Regions from separate parts of the Homo sapiens genome. Here region 2 is linked to region 1. A link is a loop called in an ENCODE intact Hi-C map of the cell type or tissue named here. Cell type or tissue: heart left ventricle. All regions are shown on one strand. Each heading gives the region's core, and the rest is flanking DNA. Links, peaks and the distances in the headings are about the cores only.

Region 1 (2,904 bases), core at 174-2,673:
GGAAATAGGTATCTGAATTTGGGGCCTGTGGGCCAGGCAAGGAACATAACCATTCGCAGAACTGGAGATGTCAGCAGGCGGCTGATGGGATCAAGGCCTGTCTGATGTGGAGTCCTGCACTGAGAAGGCCTTGAGGCCTTGGCAGACGGCAGCCCAGGTGTGCACCTGAGTCCAGAGGCCTCTGCTACCTACAGGCTGAAAGGTCTTGTGAAGCCCATTAGCATTTCCTGCACTCACTAAGTGTTCTGCTATGCAGAGTAGGGGTAGGAATGCGAACCTTGCAGGGCTGGGAGGGAGTGAAATAGGGCTCACTGTGGCGAAGCATTTTGTAAACTCTTTTGGACTGTACACTTTTTAGTGGTTTTATGGTTTTGTTTTAAATTGAAGAGACATTAGCCACACAGATGAGGGACCTAGGAGGAAATGTGAAGGGAGAAGAGGAGGACCTGGGGTTCTGTTTGTGGGAGAGGCTGCAACTGTTAGGAGGCCGTGGGAATAGAAGGATCCAGAAACAGAGAGGGCTTGGCTTGTACAGAGTCCCTCCGGCTTGAGGCATGGGGAGTTCAGGACAGCAGCAGTGGGGGGCATTCAGTCATGACTGGCTCTGTGCTTGCCCAGTCCTTGGGGTCAGAGAGTTGGGAGTCGGGTGGTGGGAAAATTAGTCTCCCTGCCTAGTCCTCCAATTGCAAAGTCCTGGGTGGTCTGGACCGACGTCAGTGCAGCTCCCCACTCCTCCCTCGCTCCTCCTTCTTGCTGCTCTGAAAAGTCCAGCAGAGTCACTGCTTCCAGATGTGGCCTCCAGATGTGGCCTGGAGTTTTTCCAGAGGATCAAGGATGCAGAGGCAGCAGCCCAGCTCCTGGCCTTTCTTTCTCCCTCCTTCTCCAATGGGGCCTGCCCATTGCTACCCCTCCGCTGACTTCTCTTCCACCACTAGGTCAGGTACCAGGTACCCAGAGGTCCTGGCAGATAGATAAATACCATTTATAAATAAACCTGAGCCAGACACATACATCTTTATTCGTGTTGGAAAGAGTTTACATCTGGGGGAGTGGAGACCTCTCCAATGTTTCCGTTCTGAGCAGTCCCAGCGGCTCCAGAAGGAGGAAGTGAGCTGTCTCCTTGGCTGGGGACCCGCCAGGGCACTGGGCTTCGGGCCAGCCAGGGCCTGGGAGGAGCTGCTGGAAACCTGCCCCTTAATGGGAACAGCCTGGGCCCTGATGTCTCACCGGGACAGAGCCCCAGTTAGGGGGGAAAGGCAGCTGTTTTATTAGTAGCAGACCATGGAAACCAGGTGGAGCTGCTACAAGTGAGTTCTCTGGTTGCCTGGATCGGTGTGTCACAGTTAGTAACGCCTGCGCTAATTCCCTGGGGCTCTTGTTAAAAATGCAGATTTTGACTCAGTTTATCTGGAGTAGGGCCTGGGGTTCTACATTTCTAACTAGTTTTCAGGTGATTCTGATGCTGCTGGTCTGTGGACTACATTTTGAGTAGGAAGGTTCTAGACTGGACGTCTAAAACATGCCTCTACTTTCCTCTATTTTTTTGTGTGTGTACGTTTCTGTATTTTTTTTGTACACATTTTGTATTTTCTGTAGCTTTTCCTGTTTTTTTTCCCCAGTCTGTTTTTAATTCAAAAAGTACCAAAGAGTAGGTAGTGAAAAGTCTCCTCATATCCCTGCCCCCAGCAACCCAGCCATCCCTTCCCATGGCCAGCCAGTGTTGTTGTTTTTTTGTGTACATCCTTTAAGAGACATTTTATGAATATACAGGCAAATATATAGTTCCTCTTCTGTCTCCCTGCCCTGTTTTGGTTATTATCTGATGTGTACTAGTACACATCTTTCTTTATTATGCAACGTACCTTGGAGATTGCACTGGCTCCTTCTTTTTTTTTTTTTTTTTAATTTTTCAGATATTTTTCAGTGATGGATTTCTTTTTTAAAGTTGCACAGTTTTATTATACACCACAACTTACCAAGCAGATTCCTTGTTGATGAATACTTGGTTTTGTCCAACCTTTTGCTCTTGTGCAGTACATATATTAATCACTTGGCAAAGGCCTACAAGTGGAAATGCAGGGTCAAAGAGTCTGTGCATTTGTAATTTTGATGAATATTGCCAAACTTACCTCCCCAGAGAGGTTGTGCTAACAACATGTGAGAGAGAGCCTATTTCCTGTGCTCTCCCAACACCGTGTGTTAACAAACTTTTTTATCTTTGCCAGTCTCATATGTGAAAAACGGTAACTGCTGTTTTTGAAACTCTCTCTTCCTTCAGCTTCCATGACTCTCTTCAACAATATATTTGTCAGAGGGTCACTGCATTCGTCTTCTCTGGGCCAGCCAACTTATCAGCACTGGGGTTCCGAAGAAGACCAACACTAATAATCCTTGCTCTTGCCTCTGGAAGGGAAGACAAAAAAATTAATTTGTTAATGATGACCAATGAATGGGATGAGAGCTATGATAAGGGGGTGACTTCTTAAGGCAGCACTTCTTACACCTCAATGTGCACACACATCAACTGAGGACCTTGTAAAAATGCAGACTCCGAATCAGCAGGTCTCGTTGTGGGTCTGAGATTCTGTGGTTCCAACGAGCTCCCAGGTGAAGAAGTTGCTGTTGGTCCCAGGACTACATTTTGGGTACCTAAAACAAGGGCTGGCAAACTTTTTCTGAAAAGGACAAGAGAGTGGATATTTTAGGTGTCATGGGCCACATGTGGGTCTCTGGTGCAGTTATTCAACTCTGCCTTTGAAAGCAACTGTACGATATGTAAATGAATGGGTGTGGTTGTGTTCCAATATAATTTTATTTACAAAACAGCTGGCTGTGTTTGCTGACCCTTGGCCATAGGCATCCAATAAATAACCTATTGAAGCAATGAGTGAACGATGTCATTGG
Region 2 (2,904 bases), core at 108-2,607, 390 kb before region 1:
TAGAGGAAGGAGCCTTGGTGATGGCTTAGTTGTGGGAGGTGTGAATATGGGAAGCACCAGGGAGGACGCCGGGGAGGAGTGGGAATAGGGGAAGAGTTTGTGGTTCCCAGGGGACCTGCAGCAGGCAGCAGGATCCACAGGATCGGGAGGGGAGGAGTCAGGAGACACTGCCGAAGAATGGGACTTGGAGTTGGGGAAATGCGGTGACCTCCCCCAGTTCCCCTGCCTGCTGCCCTCCTTTGTTGGGCATCTGGTCGACCCTCTTGCCCCCACCTGCCCTAGATCCTTGAAATATTTTCCTCAGACTTCTAGACCCCACATACCTCCCACCTGTCCTTCAGTGATTGATGCTCACCCCCTGCCTCCAGAGAAAACAGAATCGCCACCTGCCCACGCTGCTTCCACCCTCCCTGCCTTCTCCACACCCACTCCGGTAATGATTCCATCTTCAGGCTCCATCTCAACAGGATCTTTCCCACACGGATGGATCAATCATAAGTCAATCTGTCTTCTTTAAAGAAAATCCTTAACCCAACCTCACCTTGGCCTCATTACCTCCAGACCACCCGCTAATGATGGCTGCTTCCCCCCTCCCAGGCATTCCACCACCTGCCCCAGCTCTGCCCCCTACCCCTGCCCCACACACACCCGCCACCCTAGGAGGTAGGTGATGTGACCACCCCATTGAAAGGGTAGGGACGTCGGGAAAATATGGTTGGGCACAGTGGAACTAGAGTTTGTTCCCTGTCCATCCGACTCCACGAGGGAGAATAAAATACGTGTCAAGTGCTCAGAACAGCGCCTGCGGTCAAGCACTCAGTAGGTGATATATACTGATAACATAATCTGGGTGGTTTTAAGAGCCTGCGCTCCAGCCCGGACACCCACCCCACCCAGCCCAAGGCACCTTCCTGAGCACAGGTCTGCCTGTCCCTTCCCCAGCTCAAAATCTTTGGCTCTGGATGGTCCAGGACACTGAGCACCAAAATGGCCTTCTGTGATCTGGCCCTCCTGGGACTCTCCAAATTCATTCCCCCCTGCTCCCCTCCCTGTAGATGGAGACCTTCCAGGCAGGTCAGACAAACTGCTGCCCCCAAGTGTAGCCACTGCATCTTTTTCTTTTTTCTTTTCTTTCTTTTTTTTTTTCTTTTTCTTTTTTTTCTCTTTTTTTGAGACGGAGTCTCACTCTTTGCCCAGGCCGGAGTGGTGCAGTGGTGTGATCTTGGCTCACCACAACCTCTACCTCCGGGGTTCAAGCGATTCTCCCGTCTCAGCCCCCTAAGTAGCTGGGATTACAGGCGCCGCCACCACGCCTGGCTAATTTTTTGTATTTTTAGTAGAGACGGGGTTTCACCATGTTGGCAAGGCTGGTCTCAAACTCCTGACCTCAGGTGAGCCGCCCGCCTCGGCCTCCCAAAGCCACCGCATCTTGGTCCCTGCCATTCCCTTAGCCTGGGGTGCCGGCTCATCTTTTCCCTCTAGGATTTCTTTAGACTCAGCATATCTTGCAAATGTCCACTAGGTGGTGCTCACTCATCGCCAGCAGGGAGCTAACAAGCCGCTCCTGGGGTTGGGAGGGCGGAGGTGCCCCACAGCGGGGCTGACAGCCTCAGCGGTCCTCTTCAGCCTCCAGGGAGCCAACCACAGGCCTGCGTGACTCTCCCTGTCATCTGCACCCTCTCTGGGGTCCTCTGCCCATCCAGCCACCCGCACAGATCTGTGTCAGTCCCTGCCCCCCAACACTGATCCCCTCCTCCCAGCCCTACCCCAGCCTGGCACTCACTGGTTCTTCTCCAGCTCAAGCAGGAGCTCCTGGCCTTCAGCCTCCAGGGCCACCAGCCCCATGTCTGGCTTCGAGACCTGGGCAAGAAAATGTGTGGAGCTGAGATGGTGGCCTCCAGGCCTCCTGCCTGCCAGGGAGTAGGTGGCCTGTGGAGCCGGCTGGGGAGGAAGTTCTTGGGGAGAACGTGGGCTGGGGAGTCAGCAGGACCCCCCACATACTATGGAGGGCGTGGAGGAGGTGAGAACATACAAAGATGTTCCCAAACTCAGGATGTTTGCAGTCCTGACAACAGCCACTTGGAAGGGCGTTGGCACAGCCTGCCAGGCACACCAGCATCCTCCCTAGAGACCAGAGGTCCCAGAAAGGTGCCCCTCCCCTGGCCCGCCCTCTTCTTTCATGCCCAGAAGGGGCATCAAAAGCAGGGGAAGACAGAGGGGTGCTGAGGACATTATGGGGGCATCGGGTAGCCATGGTCAGGGCCTCCTCAGAGCCTCTGCTACCTGAGGCTTGTTTCCAAATGAGCTGCTGCTCATTCCCTATAGAATTCAAATTTGACTCCTCCACTTCCAATTTTGGCAAACTGCTCCCTCTTCCAAAGTTTTCCTGGGCCTCCAGCAGCCCCCGTCCCTCCGGCTCCGACACCTGCTTCACTGGACCCACGAAGTAAACATGGACGCCATTCCAGCCAAGAGAGCACACTGGCTCTCAGCTAGGTGTCAGGAGGCTGGCTTGGACGGCCAGCCCTCTCTCCTTCCCCCACCCTCTTGGCGTCTCCCACCCTGTGGGAACACCCCACTTCCCCCTTGTCCACTCAGCCTGGCTGGGGGCCCAGAGTTGGAGCCGGCCCAGGAGCTTCCTGGGAGGCTGCTGCGCCTTCGGAATGTTTAACCCCCGACTCCTTTTCTCCAAAAATGCACTGGCCTGGGGCCCTGTCCAAGGGTCTCAGAGTCTTTGGAGGGAGTTCTTCCTTCGCAAGTGGGGAGCAGATGGTCCTTGCCTCCCTGGCCACAGGCCCCACAAGGCCTCCAGCATGAGCTCATGAGGCTGGAATGCCACTTGCTTTATTGGGGAAAGGTCTGCACCGGGAAAAAGGCCATACTCGAGGTCCCTGTTCCTCTGCA

What was found. A loop is a pair of places that touch in the nucleus more often than their neighbours do. Peaks named below come from ENCODE experiments on the same cell type or tissue, not always from the same donor. Only the 100,000 strongest peaks of a DNase experiment are listed, where the experiment ranks them.
Region 2: it touches region 1 in a loop (2.7-fold over the local background); 5 of 110 quality-filtered maps call a loop at or near these places.

What each region holds. Positions count from the first base shown.
Region 1 is chr20:4,063,621-4,066,524 of GRCh38, forward strand. No RefSeq gene overlaps it. Among named protein-coding and RNA genes, the nearest start is that of RNF24, 50 kb to the left of the region's middle. RefSeq lists an enhancer at 1-513. In heart left ventricle, for the core only: a CTCF peak has its summit at 1,308; DNase peaks (open chromatin) are centred at 731 and 1,151; H3K4me3 peaks cover 548 bases; H3K27ac peaks cover 2,500 bases.
Region 2 is chr20:3,675,284-3,678,187 of GRCh38, forward strand. ADAM33 (ADAM metallopeptidase domain 33) reads right to left here. Exons shown (of 22, transcript NM_025220.5): 3 at 1,784-1,860. Among named protein-coding and RNA genes, the nearest start is that of ADAM33, 5.3 kb to the right of the region's middle. RefSeq lists an enhancer at 1,854-2,456. In heart left ventricle, for the core only: a CTCF peak has its summit at 1,520 (motif pointing right); a DNase peak (open chromatin) is centred at 1,568; H3K27ac peaks cover 397 bases; H3K27me3 peaks cover 464 bases.